2 separate regions of the Homo sapiens genome follow, and region 1 is linked to region 2. Evidence: read pairs that join two places in POLR2A ChIA-PET (ENCODE). Cell type or tissue: PC-9. All regions are shown on one strand. Each heading gives the region's core, and the rest is flanking DNA. Links, peaks and the distances in the headings are about the cores only. Region 1 holds the start of DCBLD2 (discoidin, CUB and LCCL domain containing 2). Region 2 overlaps CRYBG3 (crystallin beta-gamma domain containing 3).

What was found. ChIA-PET counts read pairs that join two places held together with the same protein. Peaks named below come from ENCODE experiments on the same cell type or tissue, not always from the same donor. Only the 100,000 strongest peaks of a DNase experiment are listed, where the experiment ranks them.
Region 1: POLR2A ChIA-PET joins it to region 2 with 8 read pairs; 1 of 35 experiments calls an interaction of 5 or more read pairs at or near these places.

Annotation. Positions count from the first base shown.
Region 1 is chr3:98,885,954-98,901,967 of GRCh38, reverse strand. It overlaps DCBLD2 (discoidin, CUB and LCCL domain containing 2), which reads left to right and starts at 273. Exons shown (of 16, transcript NM_080927.4): 1 at 273-846. The coding sequence starts at 642. RefSeq lists silencers at 1-4, 145-834 and enhancers at 1-657, 658-1,374. In PC-9, for the core only: a CTCF peak has its summit at 3,638; no DNase peak of the experiment used is centred there; H3K4me3 peaks cover 2,384 bases; H3K27ac peaks cover 639 bases.
Region 2 is chr3:97,878,064-97,893,709 of GRCh38, reverse strand. CRYBG3 (crystallin beta-gamma domain containing 3) reads right to left here. Exons shown (of 22, transcript NM_153605.4): 5 at 13,962-14,006; 6 at 13,610-13,725; 7 at 12,491-12,638; 8 at 6,943-7,079; 9 at 5,255-5,369; 10 at 4,320-4,355; 11 at 717-850. Among named protein-coding and RNA genes, the nearest start is that of CRYBG3, 64 kb to the right of the region's middle. In PC-9, for the core only: no CTCF peak of the experiment used is centred there; DNase peaks (open chromatin) are centred at 10,359 and 10,639; H3K4me3 peaks cover 981 bases; H3K27ac peaks cover 1,508 bases.

The DNA.
Region 1 (16,014 bases), core at 3,224-11,223, 1.0 Mb before region 2:
GGGCGGGGGCCGCGGGGATCCGAAGCTGGAGGGCGGGACCTGGATTGGAGGAGGCGGGTGGGACGCCTCCAAAGGCCGAAGGGGATTGGAAGAGGGAGGTAAGGGGCGGTGGAGCTCGAGGAATGGGCCGGAGAACTAGCGGGTCGAGCGAGGAGCGAGCATGCTGATTGGGTTTCGCGGAAGGAGACGGACCAGAGCTGGCCGAGGATTGGCCGCGGTGCCTAGGGGGCGTGGCCGGCGCGCGCGAGAGGGAGCGCGAGGGAGCTGGCTGCGGGCCTGCCTGCCAGCTAGCCGGAGCCGCGGGTGAGCGCGGCGAGCGGCGACCCTGGTGAGGAGCGCGGCGCGGGAGGCACGTTCCTTAGCTCCGCCGCGGCCGTCCTCCGCGGCTCGAGGACTCCGCTTCCTTCCCTCCCCTCCCCTGCGCTCCGGCCTGGGGTCTCGGCGCGGGGAGCGGAGGGAAGGGACGAAGGAGGAGTAGGTGAAAGCGGGGTGAGGGGCGGAAGGGTCCCGGCGCGGGGTGAGGCGAGGGCTGCCTCTTGTTCTCCCGCCGCTGCCGCCGTCTCCTGGTCGGGTGCCGCGGCCAGAGGCGCGCGGGGCTGCCGAGGCACCCGCACTATGCAGGCAGACTGCCGGCCGCCGCGATGGCGAGCCGGGCGGTGGTGAGAGCCAGGCGCTGCCCGCAGTGTCCCCAAGTCCGGGCCGCGGCCGCCGCCCCCGCCTGGGCCGCGCTCCCCCTCTCCCGCTCCCTCCCTCCCTGCTCCAACTCCTCCTCCTTCTCCATGCCTCTGTTCCTCCTGCTCTTACTTGTCCTGCTCCTGCTGCTCGAGGACGCTGGAGCCCAGCAAGGTGAGTGGTCCCAGGGGAGTGAGCGGCGGGGGAACCTCCGTCGGGGCTGCGGGTCTCTTGGCCCCTGAACAAATCTGCAGACGCTGCAGGGAGGCGCGGTGCGCTTTCGTGCGTGGCCGGACCTGGCTGGGTACTCACGGGGTTGAGTTGCAAAGGCAAGGTCTTGCCCGTCTGTCCCCCAAGTTGGCGCGGCTTTACTTTTTGGCAAGGCCATTTATTTTTCTGAAAGGGGGACGTGAGACCCTGCTATGAAAGCCTCGTTGATATTAGGTCCTTCTGGGGAAAATTTTGGGGAGGAAAAAGAACCTTTGGAGGTAATGACCCCTAAAGTTAAGCTGCACGGATGGATGGACACTGTAGGAAGGCAGGTTAATTAAATAGCATCTTAAGCCTATTAAAGGTAAGTGGTGGTAATTATGATCCTTTGTGAAAGAGCCCGGGTTCTGAAGCGAATGGAATAGTTTCTGCTTATCTCTGAGTCTTGGATTCAGAACATGTTCTTTACAATCCATCATTGAGGCTGGTGGTCTAGACTGCCTTGGTCAAACACTGGGTCTGACCCAACGCTATGCTAATTTGCCCAAGTGAAGCTCTCCACATTAAAAAGGTAAGCCTTTCCAGAAAGTGACAAAACTTTTTTTTTTTTCCACCTACAATCCTTGAAAAACCTGTTCCAGAAACAGGCAAAACTGTTTATTAAATACTTATCATAATGGAAGGAGAATGCAGGGTGATTTCTTTTCCCCTTTAGTACTGTTTTCCCGTAGTGTACCACACTTTTTGAATCAGTTTGGCATCAGTTTTTGAAAAGATATTTCCATTGCATTTTCCATTTTATTGCAGTGGGAAGGATAAGGATTGGATTGTTACTTATTGCTAGGAAGAGAGTTTTTTAAAAAGAAAATTGTTCTCTGCCTTTAAGCCCAGCTTTATGTTGCTCTCATGGTTTTCAGTGAAGTATGGAATCATGGCCTGTCATTAAGAAGATGCCGAACCTTGACAGGCATGTGGAAATATAATCTCTGTAACTATAAGGAAAAAATGTATTTGGCAAACTGACCCCTTACATCTAGACACGTTTCTATATAGAGTAACTCAAAATTTAGATGCTTAGCATTTAGGTTTTAGTTAGATCGTCTTCTAAAATTACTGAACATCATCATCATTTAATATATTAAAGTGTGAAATCCTTCTTTCCACTGTAGAGATGTATTTCCCTCCTGGTAGGGGGGAAAACAGGCTTATATATGGCTAACACTTAGGGCTTACTTTGTGGCTGGAACAACTGGACTAAGTGGTTTGGGTTTATTAACTCCTTGAATCTTCACTACAATCAGCTGAGATAGTTATTGTTATCCCAGTTCAAACGTAAGGACATTGAGACACAAAGAATATAAGGTACCTTGATGCAGGAGGGCATATTACTCCATAGGCAGAGTACTCTGCTTTGCTTGTTTCTGGATCTGATAGTGTTTGTATCATGTTATTAAAAAAAATCTTGGAACAGTATAGAATCAGTTACATGTCTACCTTCCAAATGAGGGATTGCCTTGTTTTTAGAAAAGGCCAGTCTACCGGGCGCGGTGGCTCACACCTGTAATCCGAGCACTTTGGGAGGCTGAGGCGGGCAGATCACGAGGTCAGGAGATCGAGACCATCCTGACCAACATGGTGAAACCCCGTCTCTCCTAAAATACAAAAAATTAGCCGGGCATGGTGGCACATGCCTGTAGTCCCAGGTACTCAGGAGGCTGAGGCAGGGGAATCGCTTGAACCCGGGAGGCGGAGGTTGCAGCGATCGCGCCACTGCACTCCAGCCTGGCGACAGAGCGAGACTGTCTCAAAAAAAAAAAAAAAAAAAGAAAAAGAAATAGCCAGTCTAATCAGACAAGCAACATTACTTCATTTTTTAAGGTTTAATATAATTTTTTTTTACCAGAACATTTTAACAAATACATTTCTCTTTAACAGTGTCATCTTATGTAAACATCAACATAAATAGAAATGATTCTGATAATTAAAAGACTTTTTTTTTTTTTAGTTCTTCTAAATTGCTTGGGTAAATTTTGCTAAATCATTTAATATTTAATCTCTTTGTACCTCAGTTTTCTACATCATTAAGGTGAGCATGCATACCTATCTCATAGCTTAATATAAATGAAATGATAGTATGCAGGAATTTTGCAAAGGGAAAAGCTTAAAATAGCTATAAATGATTATTACTAATCTCGATCTTACTAAGTTGATAAATTAAGAGCTAATTAGGTATACATCATCTGAAAACTCACAATTATTTGAGATTTGAATTTTCTCATTTTTAAAAATTAAATTTTTTACTCAAAGGACCCTAAAGCAGCCCGTGGTGGAATTCCTTTTAAGCCAGTCTTCCCAGTCTAACAGATGTTCTTTAGGGTCTACTGATATTCCCTCACATAACCTGAAAAGAAGTCTGTTTAAAACACCTTTAGAATTTTTAATGGGATTTGTACATGTTGTAATGTTCAGCTACAAGGTAGAGTTTTTACTCTATAAGAAGTCTTAAGACTGGAAGGAAATAAACTGTTGACAGTTGTTGTCTTTTGGTGGTAAAATTGTGGGACATTTCTTTATACTTTTCTAAATTTTCTGTAATTCGCATATAGTCAGAATAAAAATTAAACTGCAAAAAAGGTTTCTTTGATAGATTTTTTTTCTTTATTTGACAACTGAAGGTAGAAATGCATCTAGTATGGAGAGGTAGAAATGTGCTTCAGTGTCTTTTTTCTTTCTGACATCATTTTGAAATAGCAGAATATATTACCTTCATTCCAATTAATGTCATACATAGCTATTCCTCAATAGATTTTCTGTTCACAATGACCTTTCTTTTTATTTGGCTCCGAATAAAATGTATCATTAGTTTGAAAACTTACCGACTTTTCACAACAGATGTATTTTAACCAGTTCTGTTTCACTTATAAATTTATAAATATATTCTGTTTACCTCTATTTATTATGTTGATGTTTCACATATGGCTTGTATTTGTGTAGAGTTCTAAGTTGGATATCAAGAAGTTGGTCTTCGAAATCTTTTTTATTGAAGACTTTTTTTCTGTAAAATGTACCTCTCAAAAAAATTAAATTGGTGAAACTTATGCTGGTAGCATATTTGCTATTGTATTAAATTTATTGGAAGTTGATGGTTTACTATGATTTTAGGTCTCTGGTTTCCATTATGACTGTAGGAATTTGGGTTACTTCATATCAGGAGCTCAGCTTCCTCATTTGTATCCTGGAAGGCTTGCCTACTTTCTTGGTTAGAATGTAATTTGAACATGGTAAAATATCAGGGAATTAATTCTTAAAAACCATTAAGCCTGATTTGTTTGGGCCTATTAATATATAACATGTTGTGAAGATATTAGTTTTTCTTTGCTAATTTAATCTGTGAAACAAATCAGGTTCATTCTTAAAAAGGATGTTTCAGTTATTTGAACATATTTGGAACCAATATGTGAAAAAGTTTATATTCTGTCAAGGAATGCCTTTATTTGCTTGTGATGCAGGGAAATATTTTTGAACAATATTTGTGAGTTGCCAGAAAATAAAAACTTATTTCTCTCTGCAAATAAACATTTGTAATTATTTTTCACATTGACATTAGGTTAATTTAGAAATTTCCATTGTCTTTTCTTTGTCTGATAAAACATTGGGGCTCTTATCCAGTTTTGTTCAGAAGCAAATAAATCAAAGCATCCTTTTCTGCTATATTTCTAATTAATTTTACAAAATGAAAATTAGAAGCAGCACACAATCCACACGTGTGAATGATCAGATTGAAACAGCACATTTTTGAAACTTGTAAATGAAAAATTGATTCTAAGATTGCAGGTAAATTATAGGTAGATTTCTCAGTGTTAGAAACAAAAAGAACATATTATTTTCCCTGGGGATAGTTGATAATTCCATTTGAACATCTGAGCCTCATTTTAAAGACAAACATGTAAAAATATCTTAAAATGGTGGAATTGGCATAAGTAAAATACCAGTAGTAGAATTAAAATGACAAATTAATTTCCAAAAGTTAATAGATCATGTATGTGGGAAAGGGCTAGATTTACATAGGAGTAGAATTTAAATTTAGGACTACACTTAGCAAAGTGACACTGGGAAGTGAAGCTCAGGTAGTAATGTTGGACATTAATTGAATGCATACAAGTAGACAGTTTCTGCTTCCACTTCTTGATATATTTGGAAGGATATGGAATGATGACCCAACAGTAGAAGGATGAGGAAAAGCTTCATAAAGATAGTGATATTTGCTAAGTGTGATTGTTGAAATATGAAGTGAGACAATTTGGCAATTTTTCTGATGTGGCTCCTGGATTCGGTTTTCTTTATAACAACCTTACGGCCATAGGACTTTGTATTTATTTTTAAATATTGTATGGATAACAATGATTATTACTCAAAACTAAAAACGTAGATGATTATCCACATTTCTGTCTTCTAATCCATCGACTTATAATTTTTAACTTTCCTTTCTATTACATATTCACATACCTGCATAATCTTTTGTAGTTGTAATTTTAATAGTGTGTTCATGTAAAATTAACTTATAGGCTAATTTAGCACACATAAGCATACCTACAAAATACAGTAAAACAAAAATTTCAAAATGCAAAATTTTATCATAAGACATTCAGTATTTATAAAGTAATTACTGTATTGTTCAGAGCTGTTATTGTATTTAATTGAATTCTTCATTCTGGAGAAAAATCTTTGAGAAAGTATTTCAGTTCAAAATGTTAGTTTAGAAACAAATATCAGGCTAATTTTTCAGTTCATTATTTGGGTTAAATTAGTACAACCTATGAGGACAGAAAATACAGATATTCAAATAAACTAGTATCTAATGAGTGCCAGTGCAGTACCCACTGAAGCTGATGAGATACTCATGATTTCCAAGGGCTACTAAAACATCATTCACCAGCTGAACGTGCACCCTGATGGGTGTGTAATTGAAAGAAAAACTTTGATTTGCTGCTTGAATTATGGGAGAATCCCAAGATGCACGTTCCCTCAACTGCTTTTTAAGGAGAGTGGCCCAGAATTCCCTGCAAGGCTTTTGTTGAGTAGGGTGTGTGCAACCTTGCCTTCAAAACTGAATTGCCTGGGATCAAAGAGAAGGTATTGGCACTCTTTATCATTCTCTCATTAAGAACTATCAGTATGAAGGGGTACCAACTGTGAACTCTCAAGAGAGTGTGCATGTACCTCAGTATAGTCCTGAGACATTCAGAGAAGAGTAAAACATTGTTATTGTCTTCAGAGAACCTACAGTCTATTTGAGAAAGTAATTCAAGTTGGAATATATATAATAATAACCAAGGAAGGATATCAGAAGGTTATGTAAGGCAGAGAGAACTCACCACTCCTGGAGAAGCAGGAGACGCCTACTATAATAATAATCAAGGAAGGTTATAAGAAGGTTGTATAAGGCAGAAAAAGCTCACAACTCCTGGAGAAGTAGGAGACGCCTCACTGATAAAGTGGTTTTAGATTGGTAAGCTTTGAAGTTTGGTAGGTTTCTTGTCCACAAGGAACAGCAGATATTTGAAGAGTAAGATCATAAGATTATAACCTGGGGAGTCAGGAAAGTGGGAGTGTGAAAGCCCACCCTTTTAGAATGAGTAGCAAAACTCATTCTGGTCATGCTCCACTGTTTGCTTCTTGAACTCATGCCCTGTGTCTGCCCAGTTATTGGAAAAACGTTGGTTGGTTACTGTGGGCCAGGCATGGTACCACATGCTGGGGCATTTTCCTCTTGGAGCTGTGTTAATGACTTCCATAGTGTTGCCAGCAGCCCCTTTATCATCTGTAAGATACCGTCCAAACTCCTTTGCGTATCATGTAAGTAATTTTTTTCACAGTCTGGTCCCTCCCTTTCACTCTGACTTAATCTAATGCCAGCATTTCTCACACTGTATAGTTCAGATATGAGACTGAGCTAATTTTATTCTTCTAAGATATAATTTCATGCCATTTTGCCTTGTTCCCTATACTAACCTCTTCATATATGCAGTTTCCTCTACTTGAAATGCTCTTACTTTCCTTGTCTTCTCGGTAAACTCTCGATCAGCCTTCAAAACCCTTCTTGGGTATCATCCCTTTATGAAGAGTTCTCGAACAGTCCCCACACACTCATCTCCGGATAATACATTCCACACTGTATTCTAAGTATTTATTCCTGCCAGCGGAGAGAGTTTTATTCATTTTCTTATTTCTAATACTTATCATAGTGTCTGTCATTCAAATTATGTGAATTAAGAACCCCATTTCTAGAGTTAATCTGCTACCCTGAGCACATTATTTGGTTCATCCCTTGGCACCGGCATGCACTTCATGCTGTTGTCCTTTGCCTAATCCCCGTAAATTAGTGGTCAGTTCAGGAGCCGGGAACAGAGCCATGTCTTGACCCTTACTACCTGTTTGCTCAGAGCCTAACAGTCTTCCCAGCCTTTCCCAGTCCCACCTCTTCCCAGGAGGAAGACTCCTTTGCTGCACACCCTTGACTATGAGAGGAATCCTTCAAGCTGAAATTCTGAAAATAGACATGCCTACTTCTTAGAAAGCTCTGCTCCCCTCAGATGGGTCATCCTTAACAACCGTGACAGCCTAAATCAGTGCCAGCAATTTGGGCACACTTTCTCCTTTGCATGCTTTCAGCTTCTGACTTCAATAGGCATCTCCAATATTATAAAAGTCCCCCTAGTTTTTGTTCTCGTAGTTGCCTGTCTCCTTTTTCTTGCCAGTGGATGTTGCTGGGGAGCATTCAGGTAGCTTCACTAATCTGGTGTAATAGAAAAGTAATGAGAAATGGAGGCTGGAACGTATTGTGGAGGACTTCCCATTGAGGGGCAGACTGAGGAGTTTGTATCTGCGATGTTAGGCCTGACATTAGCCTCAGGTGCTTCCTCTTTCACCTGGTTCATTTGTCTGTCACTAGGTTTGGTTATCTCTTCTCAACTCAGGCACCCCAAATCCATCATCTCAACAATGCTCTTTCCGTGATCTTGGACAGTTCCCAAACTTGGGCCCATGTGATAATCCCCATTCTCTGCTTTCTCTGGTTCTGGATAGCTCATAGTTACAAGATTAAGTCATGTGGTCATCGTGATTAGATCTGCCACAAATGAGGTCTGGCTAATCAAGTCCCAAGTGGGGATTACTGCTTAGCAGACTATCTCACTTTGTAAAGCTGATTTGTACAGCCGAACTCCTGCCCTGCTCCTAATCCTTGCACAGTATGACTTCCTCCTGACTGAAACCTTGTCCTCTTCCTCTTTATCAGAGCACTGCTACATTGGGGAATGTGAATTTTGTTTTGGCATGCTTTACACTTTGATGGCACTTTTACTTTATATCTGGAAACATGCTCAAAATGCCACTGGCTTTTACATATCTCTTTTTTCATTGCTTTGTGGTACCTTGTATCTCTGCTTTTTTCAGTGACGAGCTTTCTAAATGGTAATCTACATTTGTGCTGTATATTTTCTTAGTGACTGGCACACAGCAGATATTTGTTAAATTGTTAATTTATTTTTTAACCCTTGCAATAAAAAAGCAAGGGTTTTGTTTCTGCTTTACTGAAACTGTCATTTACACTGTCAGATTTTTGTTTGTTTTGGTTTTTGTTTTAGTTTGAAAAACCAAGCAGCTTTGCCTATCTTTATTATTGGTTTCTTTTTTTTTTTTTTCTTACTACAGTGGTCTTTGAAAATCTGGAGGCTTTGGACTTGGACATACCTGGATTTAAATAATAGCCTTGTTGAACTTGACATCCAGTTACTACTCTAAATATTTTAAAATATGTAACTCATCTTTCTTTTTAGACTGTAACGAGGGCTGGGATTGAATCTGGGTAGCAAGTAAATTTTTGTTCAATGAATGAATCAATATGTCAAAGAAAATTTTGTTTCATTTTACTCTGCAGTTAAAATTTCCATTTTTATATGTTTCCGTTCCACTAAGACTCACTTTTCCATCCCTCTTCCCTTTATCCCCAATTATTGTTCCACCCCCAGCTCAGTGAGAGGAGTCAGAGCATGCAATAGAGGAATGTGGCAGAAAGGCATGACTGTCTCCAGCCCACCCAAATCTTAATGTGAGTTCTGTGCTCTCCTTTTTGACCTTTGCTCTGCCTCTTCAGCCTTCTGCCTGTTGGTGTGCTTCAGTGTTTTTTGATCCCCACCATCTCAGATCATTTTATCTCTTCTTTCCTGATATACCTTTGTTTCTGTCTACTCTTGGCATCCTAAAAGCCAGCTTTATAGGTCTGGATGTGAGGTGGACATTCTTTTGCATGCATGGAGGAAGAGTGTTTTAGTTAGGACTTTTGAGGTTATAGAGAACAGAAATCCATATCTGATTAAGGTAGAAGGAGAAACTATTGGGAGGATTGAGAGGGGAAGGCAGGAATGCAGCTAGACTTCAGGAACCAAGGACTCAGCTTAGTTCTTCCCTCTTGTTTCAGTCTGGCTTTCTCTTTGTGGAAGGAATCATGGCTGCTGGCAATCCCGAAGGCTTACGGTTTTAACACGGAGAAATTCTGTATTTTCCCTATTGTACAAGGTCCAGGAAAGGGTGAGTTGGCCCTCACATTGACCCAGTGTGATTCAGTACCCACCCTTGGACCAGTCAAATAACCAGGGGGCATGAGGTCATATTAAAACTGTTGGGAAACTGCAGAGCACCTTCCAGAGAAGGATAAGGCAGGGTACTAGATAAACAGAGGCATCCTCTTCTAGGAGAAAGAGTGTTACATTTATAAAGAGACCACTGTATTTTAAAGAAGTTCTTACTGAACCTTTACATTTATCTTGGGAGATGGGTGGTGGTATCCTCATCCGTGAGGTAGTTGCATCCTCACCAGTATACTGGTTAGGGTATGTAAGCTTGTGGCAGTTAAGTGTCCAGGATCTTGAAAACTGGCATGTCTAGAATTTGAATCTAAGTCTGTTGGACTCCAAAGCCTATGTACTTTCTAATGTGTTAGTTGTCTACCATAACATTAGTTTAGGCTTATTTCTCATTCAACAGCATGTGCTAAGAGCCTTGTATGTTTTATTTCTGTGTGTATGCTTATAAAGGTGAGTAGAATGCATTGCCTTTCTAACCAAATTTTATAGGTTGGTATGGTAACCTGACATAAATATGCATAATTAAGCATATTAAGTACAGAAAGATATTATTATGGAAATAGGGAGAAACACCAGGAGCTTCAGAAAGGTTTCACAAAGAAAATAACATTGAGTAGGTATTTGCTAGGTGGATAAAAGGAGGAGGGACGTTATTCTTGGCAGAGTGGAATGTTAAGTGCAGTGGCACAGAGGTGAGAGCGTGGAGCATGTGGGGAGTCACCTATAGTTCAGGACTGTGGAACAAAGAGGTTGTGGGAAAAGTGAAGAGATGAGACCAGAAAGGGAATCAGGGGCCAGATTATGATAGCCTTTGTATCCTGGCTGAAGCATTTGAACTTCGTTGTATCATCAGTGGAAAACAGTTAAAGGATTTCTAAATAAGGGACCTACATGACCCAGTTAGTATTTAAGAAACTCTGGCTGAAGTGTGGACAGTGGATTAGAGGGAGAAAAGATAGAAAGTGGGGAAACCTATTAGAGAACTTTGCAAGGGCCTGCACTTGTTCAGAGGGACTAAATTTAGAACTGCTAAGGAGATAAAAAGTATAAAATATAATGATTAGTTAAATTTGAGAGAGCCAAGTCAGTTTAATATTGAGATTTTTCTTTCTGGAATCTTCTTCCTCTTCCTGCATTCCACTTCTCTCATTCACCAGGATTTCTACCTAGCTAACTGCTTGCTTGCTTGCTTGCTTTTTTCTTTCTTTCTCTCTCTCTCTCTCTCCCTCCCTCTCCCTCTCTCCTTCTCCCTCTCCCTCTGTCACACATGCACACACACACACACATTCTCACACTCACACTGAAGCACTCATTACTTCCCTGTAGTACTCATCATCCCTGGAATGACTCTCTGTGTTTGTCTTACTCCCTATATTGTAAACTCTGTAAGGACAGGGGTCTTGTCTGACATTTTTACTGTTGTTCCTAATACCTAGTAGCACACTGCTGGACATGTGGAGGTTGTTCATTGAATGCGTAGGACATGTGGAGTTTCAAATGAAGTGGAACTTCTGAGCAAAAGTGCTTAGTATGTATATAGATAAGATTGAAGACTTTGGAGCTTTCTCCATTTAGTGACAACTGAAGTCAAGGAGTAGATTGCCCACATAGAATACAGAGTGGGGAAAGAACTCTGAAGAATAGCAACATCAACAGCTGGTAGTAACAAGGTTACATACAGTTAAGGTCTGCGAGATGCAGTTGGAGGGTTAAAGGAATTAAGACATGGGAGGAGAGATTTAAGAAGGAGGGAGGGGAGATATGAAGTAAGGGAGAAGGAAGCAAGAGAAGGAAGTGCCAGCAATGCCAGATGCTGTAGAAGGTAACAAAAGATAAGGATGGAAAATTCTCCATTGGCTTTTGGCAGCTCAGAAACTGACTGCTTTAGTGAAGAGTTTCATTGGATATGTAGATCTGTGTGTTTCCTAGGGCAGCTGTAACAAAGTACCACAAGCTTAACTGACTTAAATTTATTGTCTCACAGTTATGGAGGCTAGAATTCTGACAGCAGGGTGTGCAGAGGGCCATGCTCTTTCCTAAGACTCTAAGGTAGGATCCTTATCTCTTTCTAGCTTTTTGGTGATTGCAACTCTTAGCATTGCTTGGCTTTTAATATATCACTCCAGTCTCTGCCTCTGTGGTTACATGTGGTTCTCCCTGCATCTCTGTCTAAACTTTCCTCCTCTTAGAAAACACCAGTTGTTGGATTAGGGCCCACCCTAACTCCAGAATGACTTCATTTTAACTTGATTACATTTGCAAAATCCAGTTTCCAGATAAGGTCACATTTGTAGGTACCAAAAATTAGGACTTGAACATGTGTCTTTTTGAGGGACACAATTCAACCCGCAACAGTCTTGAACGTGAATTGCAGTGCATTGACATTAGAAAAGGAGGCAAAGAAGACATCAAGTATAGGCAACTAAAGAAATCTATGTACAAGAAGGAAAAAGTGAGAAAAAGGTGGTAGATGGGGGGTGGTGAGGGGACACCATGTAGAAGGAGGTTTTGTGTGTTTTTAGTTGTTACCCTTAGTGTTTTAAAGCTTGTAAAACTGCAGATCCAAGGCCCCACTGAAGAACTACAATTACAGGTTATAATTTGCAAAAAAGGCAAAATCAGTTGTCTTGCAAATATAAGATAAACACACCAAATATTTTGTTCAACTCATTCATTAATGAGGGAATCAGTAAAATGTTAAAACTGTCCATAGAGTATTTGAGAAGCTAGGTGTTTATAGGCAATGTTAGGATATGATAGCTGCATTAGATGGCCAAAACTGATTAATGGCCAACAAAGCCTTAAACTTTTACCTATAGGTTATTTTTTCAACTATAGAAAAATTATGTGCATCTTTACCAAACAATCTGTAAGTTAACATGTAACCAAGACTGCAACCTTTAATCAGCATTAAATAGCAGGTGGTAATTATTTTGCCCTATAACTTTGAGTGGCTTTTGCTTTTTATGACATTTAAAGGATGTGCTGCACACTTTTTTTTTACCCTATTTCCAAGTTTCAGGTCATCTTTCTGACATACTTGTTAGAATCCAGGGAGGTGGAAATAGGAGCCTGAGAACCTTTAATTAGCCTGTAAGTGATTCTAACATTGACTTGACTTTGAGTACCACCAAATAAGAGAAAACTGAGAGGCTTTGAGTGCCCATCTGAGGCTGGAACCCATTACTATCTGATGACACTCATCTCCTGGGTTTTGTGAGTTTTTTCTCTTTCTATAGTGCTCAACTCTTTGACAAAGAGAAATTATTTAATGATCTAGGGTGGAGCTTTTGCCAGGCAGATATATGCTCAAGAAGAATACAGTGGCTAGAAAGCGAAGATATCAGAAAGAGTGTAGTTAATGTATTGGACGTGAGGCCCAGACTAGGTAGAGAAAGAAGTGAGGCCAGGATCAGCTTAACAGATGGAGAGAGAAGAGAGAAATCCAGTTCACAGAAAGTATGCAGTGGGTGTAAGAGAGCTGAGAGGTCAGGAGACTGTAACCAGAAGAGCGAGATGTTAAAGTTTTTAAGATTTCAGAGTTGGGAGTAGTTTCCAATAATGGCAAAAATAAAGTCCAGGTTGTGGTCCTGAGAGTGAGTTACTGAACTGCAGTAGAGGTCATTGGGTTGATTAGTGAGCATTACTTTCTCATAAATTTATACTTTCTACAAGACACTAGAAGCTTTAAAGCATGCTATAAATTTAAATTTCCTAAAATAATGTGCCATTGTTCTCTTAACTTTCGCCAGATTGTAGCCAAGTGTACTGGGTCAATAAACAATGGGCAAAAGCTGTTCTGATCTTTTATGACAATAATAGTACTCACAAATATTTATTGAGCACATTGTTATGGCTTAGGACCTTGACACCAGTTGTTTTCGTATGGTATGTCGTTTAAATCTTAACCTTGGTAGCTTGAATTGTTAATATTCCCATTTTACCCCTGGCAAAACTGTGATTTAGCAGCAATAAGTAACCTTTTCAAGGTCATAGTGAGTGGTAGATAGGACATTTAAATTGATTGTATGACTCCAGTGTGTATAACCATTGCATTCTAGGTAGAGTATGTGCATGGTGGAGTTGAAGAGGATTTATATATAGCTCACATTCCTTCATGTTATTCAGTTTTGTAGATTATCACACATGCAGAGATGAGTTTGAGCTTAAAAAGAATGAAGCTGGGGGCAATGTCTTTTTAAAAAAATGGTCACATTGACCCTCTTTGGACTCTGAATGCATGTGCATCTTATGCAGTATTTTAAAAATTAAATAAATGAGCTATCAAGCCACAAAAAACCATGGAGGAAATTTAAATACATTCTACTAAATGAAAGCAGCCAATCCGAAAAGGCTACCAACTATGTGATTCCAACTGTTTGATGCTCTGGAAAAGGCAAAACTAGGGAGACCCGAAAAAGATCAGTGGTTACCAGGGTTTTGGGGGAGGTAGAGATGAGCAGGTGGAACATGGGATTTTTAGGGCAGTGAAACTACTCTGTGTGATACTATAGTGGTGGGTACATGTCATATATTTGTCCAGACCTATAGAATGTACACCAGGAGTGAACCCTAATATGAACTGTGGACTCAGGGTGATAACAATGTGTCAGTGTAGGTTCATCAATTGTAACAAATGTATCAGTTTAGTCAGGAATGTTAATAATGAAGGAGGCTATGCAAGTGTAGGGGCAAGGGATATATGACAAATATCTGTTCTTTCTATTCAGTTTTATTATGAACCTAAAACTGCTTTAAAAAGTGAAATATATTTTAAATACTAAATTTATGTTATATATGTTTTACCACAATTTAAAAACTGTAGGGATGGAGAAAGATATACCTTGTGAACACTAAAGAAGACTGGAGTCACTGTATTAATTTCAGACAAAACTTCAGAACAAGGAAAATTACCAGGGCTAAAGAGGACATTAAAAAATTAAGTGAAATTAGAGTAGTATTTGAATTATCTGAGATTTGTAGTGATGCAACTTAACAAACCTCACAATTACAAGGTTGATATAGTACTTCTGGTCTAAAAATTCACAGTACCAAATAATAAAAACTTTATTGTAACCAAATGAAATCAGATACGTTAGTTAACAGTTGCAACTTACTCTTCTGAACACTTTTCTGTTTCGTAAAAGCTCCATGCTTTCTCATTTTAAGATCTCGCAGATATATTATGTGACCAAAGTGACAGTTATTTAGAGCAAGTATAGTCAGACTCACCAGTTCACCAAAAAAAACCTTGAAAACTCACTGGAAAAGTTTAAACCTTTGCTCTCCATTTTTGGCATATTTGTGCAAGTGTATCCTGCATTTGCTGTTAAAGGAAATAATTTTGGAAATCACAATGTTCATATTATTAAAATTCAGTAATGCATATATAAGAATATAATTAATACAATTTATCAGTAGTGATATGGCTAAAATCTGGGGGTGGCTGGAAAGTCATATGGAATCAGCATCACAAGCACATACTTAAACAAAAAACACACTTGATTTGGAGTTTAATTAGAGTAGCCTAAAAAAGCATGCATTCTTTGTTGCAATAATTCATTATCATTTAAATACGTTTAATTTTCTTTCTCTTTTTTCTAGGGATAAGTAGTAAAAAAAAAAAAAAAAGGGGGGGGGTTTTCCTGTAATAATATCAAAATTTGTATCTGGCTTAACACATCTGACCTTACACTCTTCAGAGGAAGTGAACACATGTTCTATGAGTAATTCCCTAGATAAATGTGCAGCCAAAGAATCATTAAGATCAAATTCCAGTGTTTATTCTTAGCTGAAATAAAATTAAAATTCAAAAATTAGGTTAACAGGCTTCTACCCTTTTTGATCAGTTATAGTCTGGTGGAGAACATGTCGAGGAGGAAGATGAAAAAGAGAACCTGTCAGTGATAGTGCTGATGGAGTTTGGAGAAGGAGAAAGTTAGTGAAGTTGGAGTTGGTGAGAATGTATGGATTGGTGCTCTGAATGTTGTTTTTTCCAAGAGTAGTTTTACTCTTTTTGTCAATTCTGCCTTATGAGCAGGAATAATAGTAGGTGGTGTAGCCTGGTCACAGATCATTATTCTTCCCAGTGTACAAAGCTACTCAGAATTAATAGCAGTCACAGATGATTACTGTTAGCTCCTTTCCCTCCTAATGTTAAGAGCTCCTGACCCAGAAAAAATATATATCATTTGAGGTCTGTAGACTAATAAAAAGCATTTCTTTATGTTAAAGAAAAATAAAACATTCCTTTTACTTTTTTTAAAAATTGGAAAGTCGGAACATAAAACTCTTTAGTATAACTGCTGATCTTTGGGGGAAAACCAGTCTCTTAGTGAATAGAACAGCATTACCCTTTGGGCCAAATGGAACCCAGCCAAGAGCTAAACCAGATCTTTTTTCTGAGATTTTCTAGCTTTAACTCTAAGTCAGCACTTAACCTCAGCACTATTCACTTTTAAGGTTGATCATTCTTTGTTCTGAGGGA
Region 2 (15,646 bases), core at 7,140-15,139:
CAATGTATCAACAGAGAGACAACAGAATGTTTCTAGAGGGATTCCAGCATTGGGTTGACAATGATAAATAAACAATGAGGACAGTTTCTTCTTCATTGTTTCACCTACCAGGATACGAATATAAAGGTACATCCCAGGCCCATCACAGATTTGGGGGGCTTCTGCCCCAGGAACTGCTGACTAAGACTGCGATGGTAGCAATGATGGTTACACTTGGGTTTATATCCAGGGGTTCCTAGAGAGCTTCCTCAAAAGCAGTTCAGAGCCCGGAGGGCAACCAATGTCAAAAATCCTTGACTTTGGAAACACATAACCCAGATCCTTTTTTAACAAGGGAAGGCTCACTGGCAAGGTCCTTGGTACATAAGTCAAGTATGATCAACAAAATAGTGGATAAAAACTGGGGCTGTCATTCACGTTCATAACTTGTGAAAACCTAATTTTATCTTGCAATTCTTATAGTCTATCCTGTGTTCAGAAATACAAGGTGCTGCAGTTTCAGAAACTATTTTCTACATTTAATATATCTCAAAATATTTAATACAAACAAGAGTCCACAGAAAACCATAAGTAACTAATATTTTTTACTTTCCATATTACAGAAGGAATGTATATTTTTAGATTAAAAACAAATCATTTTTGCTTTGCTTAGCACATTTTTGTGCTGACCTTCAAAAACAGACTACTTGTGCAAATGTTAAAAATATGATACTCACACTCCACCAATGACACGAATTGATCCAATTCTGTGAAAATCTCCATTATTTTTCAAAAAATTAGGAACAGAATCTATATGTTCACTAAACTCTTTAGCCTGTCCATGGAAGTGAGGTTTTTCATAAATAATAACCTGAAAAATTATTTAACATGTTTATATTTTAATATAGACACATATTTACTTAAGTGACACCAAAGACCACAAAATGTACAGGGACTACTATCTATTTTTTTTTAATTAATATGAGGAGATTTCAAAAAGTTCATGGAAAAGGTGTATTACAAAAAACTATGCAGGGATTGCAAAATTTTTTGCACCAAAATCAACTTCTACTAACTTGTTATAACACATCTGAAAAGGATCTACTTCGAGGTGCTAAGAAGAACAAAACAGTAGTTTGAAAAAAGCCCCTATCAGAGCAACACAAATTTTGCTAAAAATGATGCAAGAATAAACAAATTTATGGTGAAGCTTGGGTAGAAGAATGGTGAAATCACTAATGATTTACAAAACGTTTATGGTGACAATATCCCAAGGAAATCAGCAGTTTACATATAGGTAACTCATTTAAGAAGGGACGATATGATGTTGAAGATGAAGCAAGAATCGGCAGACCATCCGCGTCAATTTGAAAGGAAAAAATTCATCTTGTTTGCACCCTAATTGAAAAGGACTGATGATTAACCGTAGAAACAATAGCCAACACCACAGATACCTCAGTTGGTTCAGCCTGCACAATTTCGACTCAAAAATTAAAGTTGAGCAAACATTTCATTCTATAGGTACCAAGACCGTTATGCTCCGATCAGCTGCAGATAAGAGCAGAGCCTTCAACTGAAAATTTAAACAAATGGGATAAAGATCCTGAAGCATTTCTTCAAAGAATTATAACAGGAGATGAAACATGGCTTTACCCGTATGATCCTGAAAACACAGCGCAATCAAAGCAATGGCTACCAAAAGGTGGAAGTGATCCCGTCAAAGCAAAAGCAGGCCAGTTAATGGCAAGGGTCGTGGCAACAGTTTTTTGGGATGTTCAAGGCATTTTGCTTGTTGGTTTTCTGGATGGCCAAAGAACAACATCTGTTTATTATGAAAGTGTTTTGAAAAAGTTAGCCAAAGCTTTAGCAGAAAAACACCCAGGGAAGCTTCACCAGAAAGTCATTCTCTACCACGGCAATGCTCCCATTCATTTCTCTCCTCAAACAAGGGCAATTTCCCAAGAGTTTCCATAAGAAATCATTAGGCATCCACCTTACGCTCCTGAGTTGCCTCCTTCTGGCTTCTTTTTTTCCCCTAATCTTAACAAAAACTCTAAAGGAAACCCATTTTCCTTCAGTTAATAACATAAAAAAGACTGCATTGACATAGTTAATTTGCAAGACCCTCAGTTCTTTAGGGTGAACTAAATAGCTGGTATGACTGCTTACGAAAGTGTCTTGACAGTGACGAAGCTTATGATGAAAAATAACGTCTATAGTTATTTTTATATTTTAATTCCATTTTTTCCATGAACTTTTTGAAGTCCCCTCATGTATACTTACAGTATAGCACAATGTTGGATATTCACAAAGAATATGTGAGTCTTTATCATCATAAGGATAAAATAGCTTATTTAATAAGAAGTTTCTCTCATATTACAATAATATACTTGAGTGTGATTACATTGTTTGGGTCACCCAAATACTGGGATCATCTCATAGGGTAAACTGCCTTATAACTAACTGATTCTTGAATTATCTTTATAAGTATATCCCTGTGTTCGGAATTTTAATATAGACCTTCCTTCTACTTACTGAATTTCCCCTAAAGAACTCTCTTGAGATTCCAGGGTATAACAATAAATTATCTATTGACTTTAAAAATACATACTGTTTCTTACAATGCTAACTGCTTCTATGGCCTACTATTCATTGAGAAGAAACAGACATGCAAATTCTAGAATTTAAATACAAAACTTCCTAAAAAATAAGAAATTACTGAAAAATATTATTTCTAAAGATTGGATATTTGATTCAAATTGAGGGGATGCAATACATATTGTCAGAAACAAATTTTTGGCATTTACTTCAAATTTGGATTGGAATAGTATTTCTCCTTTACTATTTTGCTGTTTTTTCACTTCTCAAATACTAGCTGCATTAAGTATGAGGAAGTGATAACAGCATTTATCCACATTCTCTCACTTGGTCCTATTTGTGGGTAATGGAATAATTTGTGCACAAATGTCAACTCAATATCTTGCCAAATAAACCCCATGCTTAAAAACACTAAATCAAAAGGTTATAGCTTCCTTACGACTAAAAACTGATAATATTAGGGAAACAATATATAGTACCAATCCTGCACTTTTCCATGTTAGGTTTGCACAGGGTACTATATTTGAGATGACAAAGTTTTATTTGGGTTTAATACATGTTACATATGCTGACCACATTCAAACTCAGTAAGAAATACAAATTCTTTGATGGGAAAGCCACAAATTAATATCAAACAACTTATAAATTGTGATTACCAATCCATTCATATACACCTACAACCTGTCAAACTGCAAATGTCCAAGGAAGATCCAGCCTGTCACAACTGAAGTCCTGATTGACCAGACTAGGAGACTGAGACAGAAGGCATTCAGACAGCTTCACAGCTAATTGTACATCTTTTACATCTTGACTGCAAATAGAATCACCTAGGACTCTTTGCAAACTGTTGACCACGGCCCAAACTAATACAGTATCTCTGGGAGTGCAGCCCAGGCTCAAGCATTTTTAAAAACTCCAACATGTATAATTCCAACATACAGTCAAAGTATATTAGATACACTCAGATAAAGAAGTTTTAAAAGACTACATCTATGTGGCTGAGAGAATGGAAGTCAGTTCCATAAATCAGAAAGCCCAGAAATGGGAGAGTTGAAGGAGTTGCATCTTGCTTTAGAGAAGAGGAAGACGAATGAATCCCTGCTTCCATACCTGCCTCTGGAGGTGCTGTAACCTAATTACAAGCAGGCCTGTTTGCATCTTTTATCACTGTACTGGTTTGCCTTCTCTCTCTCTCTAAACATACTTTGTAATTCTGTTTCCTCCTTTCTTTCCCTGAATTTGCTTGATCCTGGCACCACTGCTACCCATTTTCATTGCCTCGCCGCTACTTTTCCCTTTGGATACTCATACTTACAAACTGCCATCTACCTGATAAGAGCTACCTACACTTCCTTTTGATCAGCCTTGATCATGTTCCTGAGCATCACTCCCAAATGCCCGCTAGATATCTCCACTTCAATAACTAGCTGCTTTCTCAAGTCCCTTCCCTCAAAACAAAAATCAAACCTATCACCTTTCCACCCTGTAGCAGAATGTAGTGAGTCTGACTGATTTATTGGTACAGACCTCCATCTTTGCAGACTGATCCCACTCTCCATTCACAGCCATAGGGTTGGGCCCTCATCAAACATTTTGTGCATTCACTTCCCACCTCCCCAAAATCCATTAGCTAAGTATAATCATATGTGGAGGTACTTTTTATTCCAATGTTTCAAAATTATTGGAATAAATATTAATCCTGAGACTCTTTAGCCTGCTACAAAAATCAGTCCAAGACTTACCTTTAAGTTCATGGGCATTTCCACTTTCAGTCCACCCTTAAGATGACAAGATAGTTTAATATTAGACAGGTAAATATTTAAAACATTTGAATGTAATATCTGAAAGTGATATATGTAGGTTACATAAAAATCTAACCAGTGAAGATTACACACCAGTCAAATTCAAATTGTGCTAAATTTTAAACTTTAAGCACAGAACTCTATAGTAGCCAAAACCAAGTTATAGTGTTCCTCATCAATGTAGATGGGGCAAGAAATCTTAAGGATACACTTTCCAGATTACAACTACTATGAGGAAGGAAACTGAGCTTTAGTCCTTGAGTACACATGACCAATTAAGATTTAATCCCACTTCAGAGTGTCCCAAAAAGAAAAGTGGTATTGCTAGTAAACTTAGAAATCTCATTCAGCAGAGTAGATTTCTTAGCCAGCTAATCCAAAGGTCTTCCCTACAATTATTTGGGCTTTTTAAATTAGAGCACTGAGCTAACCACACTAACCTTTCCAAGTTCTACCAACACTTTTTCTCACATGCACTGTCTTTGTGACCTCAAAGTTGTACAGCATAAAAAGCAACTCTTTCCTTACAAAAACCCCAATTCTGTAGTTTTTTTTGTTTCAAGTGCTACTCCACGTTGTGATATTTCTTAAAATGTTTTAGTTTGTCCTAGTGGCTATGTTTTTAAGGGGCATGGACTAACCAAAAATGGTTTATCACATAGCCAATGTTTAATTGAACAGTCTGCCACTCAAGTAAATGTTTGTAACAAAAAAGAAATACTGTAAATACTGAAGGCACTACAGTACAATAGTTTGCCAATTCAGTAGTACACATATTCACTTGAGATTGAGATGCATGAGCAAACATCATGGTTATTTAATTTTGGATTCATGGGTACTTGGGAAAAGGAATGCTTCTTTTTAAATTTGCTTACCATTTGAAGCGGATGTAATGATTTCATTTCTGCTGTAGAAATCTCAAAGAGCCCATGGTCTTCCTCCAGAACTGTAGCTTGTCCCTTAAAATTAATATCTGGGTAGGCAAGCCAACTATATAAAAATAGATAGTTAGTTAAAGTATAATAGTACTGCTTTAGTCTGGTTCTGTAAGTAAAAAGGGCTACCAAAATAAAAAAACAAAATCCTCCATCACAGAATTACACTAGTAAAACACACTCAAAGTGAGAGCCAGACATTATATAACGATAATAGTTACCATGTTATTTACATTCACACATTATCCATCCTATAATAAGCTATCTGTCCTATAATAAGTCTGATACATTTTCCAATCATTAGGCATTACTTTTATTTTTCTGATACCTAAAACACGTGGCACCTTTAATTCAAGTGGGAAATAATTAGAAAATCAAAAACAATTTCACTATATTCCATTCTTTTTTAAACTGGAACAATCAGAGGTAGGGATTCCACAAGGTGTTTTACATTTTGAGCCACGTTTTCAGAATCAATATCAGTTCTATTGGCTGCCTAAGGAACAGTATTTGCAATTGGATTCCCAAAAGACCCATCTTCCAGCTAAGCTTGATAATTACAGACATTCCTCATGGACACAGCCAATTACTGGCCTACCCCAAAGTTGTTTTTTGTTTTTGTTTTTGTTGTTTTTTCTTGAGACAGAGTTTTGCTCTTGTTGCCCAGGCTGGAGTGCAATGGTGCTATCTCAGCTCACCACAACCCCTGCCTTCTGGGTTCAAGCGATTCTCCTGCCTCAGCCTCCCAAGTTACTGGGATTACAGGAATGCGCCACCATGCCCAGCTAATTTTTTTGTATTTTTTTAGTAGAGATGGGGTTTCTCCATGTTGGTCAGGCTGGTCTCGAACTCCTGACCTCAGGTGATCCACCCACCTTGGCCTCCCAAAGTGTTGGGATTACAGGCGTGAGCCACCACACATGGCCAGCCTGCCCACAAGTTCTAATTCACATGTGGGGGAGACAAAAATGTTGTCCTACAGTGTCCCCAGAATTGTATACCAACCATCATCAAAGTAAACAAAAACAGTGAGGGAGCAGAGGGTTTCATGTTGAGCCAGATATCCACAGGGTTTGGAGTCAAGTCAATCTGGGAATGAACTAAGACTGAACTTAGACCCATAGTCCTAACAGATACCTCTAGAACCAGAGAGGCCTAGTATCAAATCCATGCTTACCGGCTAGTAGCCTGGGACAAATCACTCATATATAATATGAGAGTAACACCATCTGCCTTTCAGGAACAGAGGAGTCATAAACAAAAAAGCCATATGTGCCTGATACCACAGAGGCAGTCAGTGACTATCAGAACTTAGACACTCTAGAAATAGTTCAGGCTCCAAAATTTTAGGCCAGGGACATGCTTTTATTTCTCAATCACAGAATTTGTTGGATGAAAAGACAATAGATCCATATATCAAGAACTACATCTCAGAATTCTATACCTGCTCCTGTGAGTCATATATCAAAGCTCTAATTAGATCCAAAGAATCTTTTAACCCCTGCAGTCTTTCTTGGGTGACTGAGAGTATAAACATTAGCTAGAAACTTTAGAAAAATGTATGTCATCTATTGAAATATGAAATTGGTGGCCATCAATCACTATAATAAAAAGGAACTGATACGTACACTCCTGACTTCACAGTGAAGGACACAGATTTGGAGATATTCAGTTCTTCCAAATTGGGGACTGCTCTCTGTATGTAGACAGGACAACAGGCTGGGTCAGATTGTGGGAAAAGCTCTATTTCTGGAATGCTGCAGTCCTGAAAAAAAAAAATAATTTGGCTTTGAAATCAACTAGAGTCACACAGTCCAGTCTTCTCAATGTCCTGGACATACAGTTACACTGTTCTCATTATTGAGTTGAATTTCTTCACAAAGAAAACATAAAGGAAATATTGTTTCTCCTCACCCTTTTTTTTTTTAAAAAGTTTTTCTAAAAAGCTGTTAATGACATGAAAATCATAAATTTTATGGAAAAATTATTGTCTCAATGTTTCTGCTTTGTTTTTTAAAGATTCGTTCCATTAAGCAATGCTTAGAGTTACCAAATTGAGTTCAGATTTCAGAGTTACCAAACTATTTGAGTGCCAAATGTCTGTAAGCCTTCCTTCTTAGCAGTATAATAAAACCATAAGGGAGGAAGAGAGTTAAATAAAAGCTGATCTCATCGGGGATATAAAAAAACAAGTAGAGAAGCAGTACCCTCTTCAGTGTTTATCTAATTTACATTGACAAAAGAAATAGTCATTAGAGGTGAGGGTAAAGGAAATCTGTTTTCCTCCCTGTAGGACTCCATTTCCTAGTGCAGTAGGTTTGAAGAAGAAAAGCATTATGAAATTGACCCTTTACTCCATCACAGTCTTAAAAAATCATGCACCCATTGTCCTGTGAGACCTTCCTTAAAAATTTCCCTCATGCATATCTCTTCTTACATATTTCCACTGTCACAGCCCTTGGTTAGGCCCAAACTTTGATTACAGGCCTACTTACAACCACTAGTCAAGCACTAGCTACTACTCTTTAGACAGCTGAACTTGTTAGAACATCACTTTCCTCAAGAAACTCATTGGCTTCAGACCCAAGCACATCAAATTCATGTTTCTGTTTGTCTTTCTATAATAGGACACCAAACTAGTGATCCACACTAACTTCCTACAACTCTGCAATCATATTGGTCTTCATGCTATCTCCACTTCCACTCCAGCCTCTGTAGGCTTTGCAGATGTTTCCCCTATCTCAACTAAAGAAATAATTCTTTGTATTCTTACTTTCAAAAAGCTCTTCTAATAGTCAAGTTCTAACTCAAAAAAAGACCTTATCCCTTCTTAGGGAATCAAAATTACAATTATTTTTTCCCTTCTCTGAAATTACAGGTACATTTCTGTCTTAACACACTATCTCAATACTCATGAGTATTTAATGATAGAACTCGATACAACTCAAGTTTTAGTAATTATCCCCTATGACACTGTGAGATTCAAATGCATATGCTTTAATAGGTAAATGTAATAATAGAGGTGGCATTTATAAGAGACTGAACAATTCTACTTAAGTTTTGCAATTCTAAAAGTATAATAGTCTGATTTTTCAACTTTTCCCCAAACTGAATTCTCAATCATTCTTATTAATATACAAAAGCAAGCAAGTTTATACATCTCATTTTCAGAAAATTGGTTCTAAAATGCAAAATAGTAAAGAAGCATAATCTAAAATATCCTTTAAAGTATAAAAGTATACTTCGTTCTAAAGTTTCACTTCAAAAATAAGCAGAAATGTTTAGAACAGTCACCTGTCAATCCTCAAGGCTCTTTTGTATGCTATTAATAATAGAGTTCTAGTAACATTATTTCAAATACTTCCAAATTAATGTCCCCCCAGGGATCTGAGTTATAGTAACAAAATACATAACTAACTGTCTCACACAAACAAATTTCCTCTGCATTGTGTTGTACAAACAATGTTTGGGTGGTGTACTCTAAAAGGGAAAAGCTAAGAAGCATTCAAGTCTACAACAACACAGATGGAAACAGTATAATAGCAAAAGTGTAATCACTAAAAAATGAAAATAAACAAAAATGAGAAGGCATATGTTTGCTGTTATCTTCACTAGAAAACTAATTTTTGCTCTAGTTGATTGAAAAAGATTTCACTGTTAAGTTCTATCTTCACGGTGGCTATTCACAGAAATAGCATGCTTTGCAAAACATATGTATAATTCTTGATGGACAAAGAAAGTCAAACACGAGCAACTGCAAGCCACTTTAAAGTAACCTAGAAACAAAAAACAATTTAAGTTTATATGGCTTCCTTGTATACTTTCGTAGTCCTGCTACACTTTTCAAATATATTAGTGAAATTTGCAAACTTATACTATTATGGCAATTAGTAAGAATGAAGACAGTTTTATAGTTAACAAAATCACAGTAAACAAACACAGTAAGAAAATATATTTGTCTCTACCTTATATAAGATACCTCAGTCCTGCATCTAACAACAGATCTTACCATAAGAAAGATGTCATATCTTTTAAAAAAAACCTTAAATACACAGTAAACATAGTAATTTGCAATATTCATTTATTCTAATTTTATAAATGAAAGCACTTGAATCAAGATTCACCACACTACTACCTTCACCCCCAATTATTTTCCCTGGGTACAAAGACAACCCTTAACTGGAATCTACAATTACTGATTACTGAGGTTATTCGCTATACCTGTCAATCCTCAAGGCTCTTTTGTATGCTATTAATAATAGAGTTCTAGTAACATTATTTCAAATATTTCCATATTAATGTCCCCCCAGGGATCTGAGTTACAGTAACAAAATACGTAACTAACTGTCTCACACAAACAAATTTCCTCTGCATTGTGTTGTACAAACAATGTTTGGGTGGTGTACTCTAAAGTGAAGACATCATGAAATAACTATCTTTAAAGGACATTAAAGTCTTGACTACACCAATATAACAACTAATATAAAGATGATTCAACAAGATAAAGTTGGCATAGAATAGGGAGAAGTGAATCCGTCATGGAAACAACCACCATGAAAGTGAAGCAACGATAGGAAGAATTCTGACAACGTTGGAAAAAGGAAGCAGTTTGATGCCTAATTATTACTTTGTAAAATATTTAAACAAGGCTCATGCCTCTTCCATTCAATGCTCAATAGTTTTATTTTCCTTCCTCACTAAAAGTTGTTAACCTGTTCGAGACACACGAACTAACACTGCAACTAAAAAAAAAATGATTCCGAGAACAAACACTAGAAGAAAAAGTACAAGCCTGACTTACTCTTTCTTATAATATATTCTAAGCAAATGGTGGACGTGCAAATATCCATTCAAATATCTATGCTCACCAGATTAAATCTGTTTGATTTTATTGTTTGATTTTGGTGGGGGGGGTGAGAGAGGTGGCTGTTTGCCATATATTACTCATTTTTTTCCCACTAGGCCTTGGCATAGTGCCTGATTTCACAAAGAAAGCACAAAACCACAAGTGATATAAATCTTAGAAGAGTTCAGTTACGAACTAACTAGTCATTTTTTCAAGGAATTTCTAGTTGAGTTAATAGAGTGAGCACTCAAATGGTTATCTGCAGAACTGAACTGACTACAGTTAAATCTTTCAGTGAAAATGGACATTGCTCTCTCCACTTCAGCCATCTTAATCTCCTTGCAGTATACTAGGCCACCAAAGCTCACCTCTGTATCTGACAAAAGTGGCTCTGCCAGGAACTCCCTCATATCTCCCAGACTGCTTAACTCCTGTTAGTCCTTGCAACATTCCAAACAGGTGCCACCTCCTCCAGGTGACACGCCTCTTCCCAAAGGTGAGTTGTTTCTTCTGTGTGCCCTGGAGAACGCTTCTCACATCATATAATCATGTGACTCAGCTGCTCTCCCCGAGTCTTTAAGCAACCTGAAGTAAGGAACCATATCTCACTTGTATTTCTATTCCCTGTGCACACCACAGTATTGGCTCAAAAGCAGACACAAATATTGTTAAATATAGGTTTGCCTACAGCTTTGCAGACAGTATTGATTCACATAAAATATGTGCAGACACCTTTATAACTTAGAGTTTTTCTGTAGGCTATATTTAATTTCTCTGAATGCTATAGACCACTGTCAAGAGTTTAATAATAACAATCCAAGTCATCATGATAGTTTTCATCTCAATTTATACTTTTTATGTATATAAATGAAATCTCCATAACTTGAAAACTACATATATCCATTACTGTCACATGAGTAACTGTACTGTATCACATATTATGAAGGAAATCTTAAGAATACATGTGAGGAGAATTCTGTCCTTATCTAAGATGTCCTTATCACTAATTAACCCCTCCTCTATACTACCACAGAACTTCTTACAAAATATTTTATTATATTGGAAGACCCTTCTCATCTTAGTATTAATATTTTCTAAGCAGAAAAGTAAAAAATACCTTCCCTTCCTATTCCAATCCTCCCTTATTTCCCCTAACACACACACATGCATGCACACACGTCTATACTAAGTAGTAGCAATCTACACTAGAAAAAGATATATCTGGAAATCAATAAGGAATCTCTAAGATTCCTGAATAGTATACTTCTAATTAGGAACAGTGTATACTAATTAGGAGTATTCTGTAATACTGTGCTGCTATTATTATTATTATTATTATTATTAGACAGAGTCTTGCTCTGTCGCCCAGGCTGAGTGCAGTGGCATGATCTCAGCTCACTGCAACCTCTGCCCTCCAGGTTCAAGTGATTCTCCTGCCTCAGCCTCCTGTGAAGCTGGGATTACAGCTGCCCACCATGACATCTGGTTAATTTTTGTATTTTTAGTAGAGACAGGGTTTCACCATGTTGGCCAGTCTGGTCTTGAACTCCTGACCTCAAGTGATCCACCCACCTCAGCCTCCCAAAGTGCTGGGATTACAGGTGTGAGCCACAGTGCCCAGCCAATACTATACTATTATATATTACTAGGAGTATTACAGTAGGAGCAGTAGCATACTAATATAGTAGTATACTATTATAGTATAGTGTATAGTATACTATTATAGGAGAATACTATTCCTATTAGCTTATTTTAATAGCAATAGTATAATCCTATAAAATATATATATAGTACATCATGTAACATTTTATATGTTTATTTATTATTACTTTTTGAGACTGAATCTCACTCTGTCGCCCAGGCTGGAGTGCAGTGGCGTGATCCTGATTGACTGCAACCTCCGTGTCCCGAGTTCAAGTGATTCTTGTGCCTCAGCCTCCAGAGTAGCTGGGATTACAGACTTGCACCACCACGCCCGGCCAATTTTTGTATTTTTAGTAGAGACAGGGTTTCACCATGTTGGCCAGGATGGTCTCGAACTCCCAATCTTAGGTCATCTGCCCACCTCAGCCTCCCAAAGTGCTGGGATTACAGGCATGAGCCACCACGCCCGGCCCATGTAACATTTTATAAACTACATTACCTCTGGTTAATATTTTTAATTGCCATTCACTCTATTTGCATAAATTCAAAAGATTATCAATATGGTAATGAAGATTAATAACAGCACAAAAATTAGCAATGATTTGTAAACATCGCCAGGCCACAGCACAGGTTTACTATATGATAAATAAAATCAAATAAAAAATAGAAAAATCTACAGTTGTTACCTTTAAGACACGTTTGAGAGAACCCAATATAAAGTTTCTTTGTGGATGCCTTCTGTTCTGAAGAATCCAGTCACGATTTAACACCTTTTCCCCTTCTTCTAGCACACATTTCTGACCTCGGAAATGTGGTTTCTCATATAAAATCCAGCTAAACAAAGAGAAATGCAATGATGAGTTATATTTAATTTTCTAAGAAATAAGGCATATAAGTCACAGACCATTTTGTCTACTTAAATTTTTTAAGCTGGGATATCTTCCACTATTAGCATATAACCCTATTTTTTGAAACAATGATATATGCTAATTTAAGTACAGGCGAACAGTAAAGAAAAAATAAAAGTGCATATACCTTGGAAATAAAAATACTTTCTGAACATAGTACCACAATATATTTCTATGTCTATATTTATGTATGTATGCTCTTTATAGATGTGGTCTATACGAAACTATACAGTTGCATAAAAAACAATAGTGCAACAATTCCAAATTATACTTCTAATTTTCTTGTTGCTGAATAACACAGGACACATGTCCCATTTTATTATATGAAGACGAGATTACACCATATGATTTAAGACATGAATGCTGACCTGGGTAGCCTAAACACTGGACAGATAAATTCTGGCTCCAGCATGTCCATGGGTCATGGTCCATAATAAATAGATAGGGTTGCCCCTCATTTTTAGACCATACAAAGATTCCTTCACTTCTTGAGCAAGTCAGCTATACAAACAACTTTAACTATGTGGCCTTCACATTCCTCAGCATCCCACAAATTCTGAACTCATTTTCAAAGCTATGCTTCATTCAACTGAAGCATTCACCCAAACTTGCCAAATCTATCCTGCTAATAATGTAGTTACAGAATGGTATTGATTGTATAGATTAGGTCTTGCAACTTACTGGCTTAAGCACTAAAAACAGATTGTATTTTATGCCATAGTAAATAAAAAGAACAATTAAGTTATAACACACTAATAATAATGTTTCAAAATCTTCTGTCGAAAAGTAGAGGAAGGAGAATATGACTTCAATAAAAAATAGAAAAAAAAGCATTAACAGCAAGAAGACACATTTAATTTAAGAAAATATGCTATAAAATTTTAAGAAACTTCTTACCAGCCCCTTACAACTTTTATTAGAACTCCATTTGGAAAAGACCATGATGTAGCATCAGGAATATTACAGTAGACTTCTTGTTTATATGTACTTTCATGGAGATCATAGATAACCATCTGCAACACAGTAAATAGCAGTAAGTAGTTACAATAACTAATTTTTAGAATGTATTTTAAATTCTAAAATGTCCTAGAACATAGAAATAAATATCCTAAATATACAAAAGCAAATGTTACTTTAGATGTTAAATCCTTGAATAAAATCATTATCTAAGTCACTTATATTAAATTCCTCAAGCCTGAAAGTTACCTAATGTTTAACCTTTATCTTAGTTTGAGAAAGTTATCCTTACCTTCCCAGGTCTTGGGTTACATCTCAGAGTTTGTTTGTCAACATTCTGAAATAATAAAAGTGGAAAAGTAAGCTTTAAGAAACATCGGTGAAAAGATGCATAATTCATTTTCTTAGCAGTCTTGTATCCAATTTATCACATATTTAGTTAGTGATCATTATGAGCAAGGTGCTTCTCTCGATACAAGTGATATAAATACAAATATATAGGAAATTAACACATTGTCTCTGCCCTCAAGAAGTACATAGCTTAGAATGGGTCAAACAGATGATCATATTTGCATAGCTCTACTAAGCCAGGGGACTAAGTTACATTCACAGGTAAAATACAAGGAAAACACTAGGTTATGGAAATGGCACCAGCATGGAGGTGAGGGCATACAGAGGTTCAAAGAGGCATTTCTGAGGAAGTAGTATTGAGGGACCTTGAAAAACAATATTTCAGTGAGTGGAAAATGTGGCAGGTTGTGATGGGATAGTGAATAAAGAAATTCTAGGAAGAGAACCATCCTGGGGAAAAGTGTACTGGTAGGAAACACAGAGTGTGCACCCAGAGTGTGGGGAGACAAGGCTGGCAAAACAGAACTTGGGAGCCTTATAATGCAGAGTTAAGAGGTGCCACTTGATTTGGTAGGCAGTGGAGAACCATGAAAGAAATATTTCTTCAAATCCTATCATTTCTTTTAAAATGACTTTGCTTTGCAAGGTTTTGGTTGGTCTTTGAGTATTACTATTTGCCATGAAGATTGTTTAAGGTAAAAATACAGGCCTTGGACATCCTGTATCTTTATCTTGAAAGTACCATGATCTTGGAAATGCCAGAAAGGAAAGTCCCATATTTAATAAGCATTCTACATTAAATATTTAAATATTTCTAAATCAAAGAAAACTGTAATTGAATTTAAAACATTTTCCAGCTATAAAGTTTTCAGTTCTTTTGTTTGATTTAGGTTGCTCACTGCCCTGCGTTGCATGAACAACATGAGTTGTTGTAGTGCGAGGCTGCTGTCAAATACTTAAAAATTTTACTTAACAGAAAGATTTTTCATGAAACTAATAAGCTAAATGCAAAGTGACAATTTTCCCACATACAGTACCTTGAGAAATTTGGAATGTTGTCACTTAATTTAGTTTGAAAAATATTAGCAAAAGACTTCAAAATAACCTTGCTTCAGTATTATGCTTTTTAAATTCTGACCAAGCAATTTTTTTTTCTAAGTAGTCCAGCTAAAATACATGAGTTATGATATATTTCAACCAAAGAATCTGATATTTTTATGAAACAAACTTTATACAACTTCTACAACCTCAAAACATTTTCTTTTTTGCTTTGTTTGTTTGAGACGGAGTCTCACTCTATAGCCCAGACTGGAGTGCACTGGTGCGATCTTGGCTCACTGCAACCTCTACCTCCCAGGTTCAAGCCATTCTCTGCCTCAGCCTCCCCAGTAGCTAGGATTACAGGCGCCCGCCACCATGCCCGGCTAATTATTTTTTATTTTTAGTAGAGACAAGGTTTCACCATCTTGGCCAGGCTGGTCTTGAACTCCTGACCTCGTGATCCACCTGCCTCGGCCTCCCAAAGTGCCAGGATTACAGGCATGAGCCACCATGCTTGGCCAAAACATTGACTTTTCTTAATAAGCCTTTAGATAATTTCGTGACCCAAAGCTTTAATAACTATTA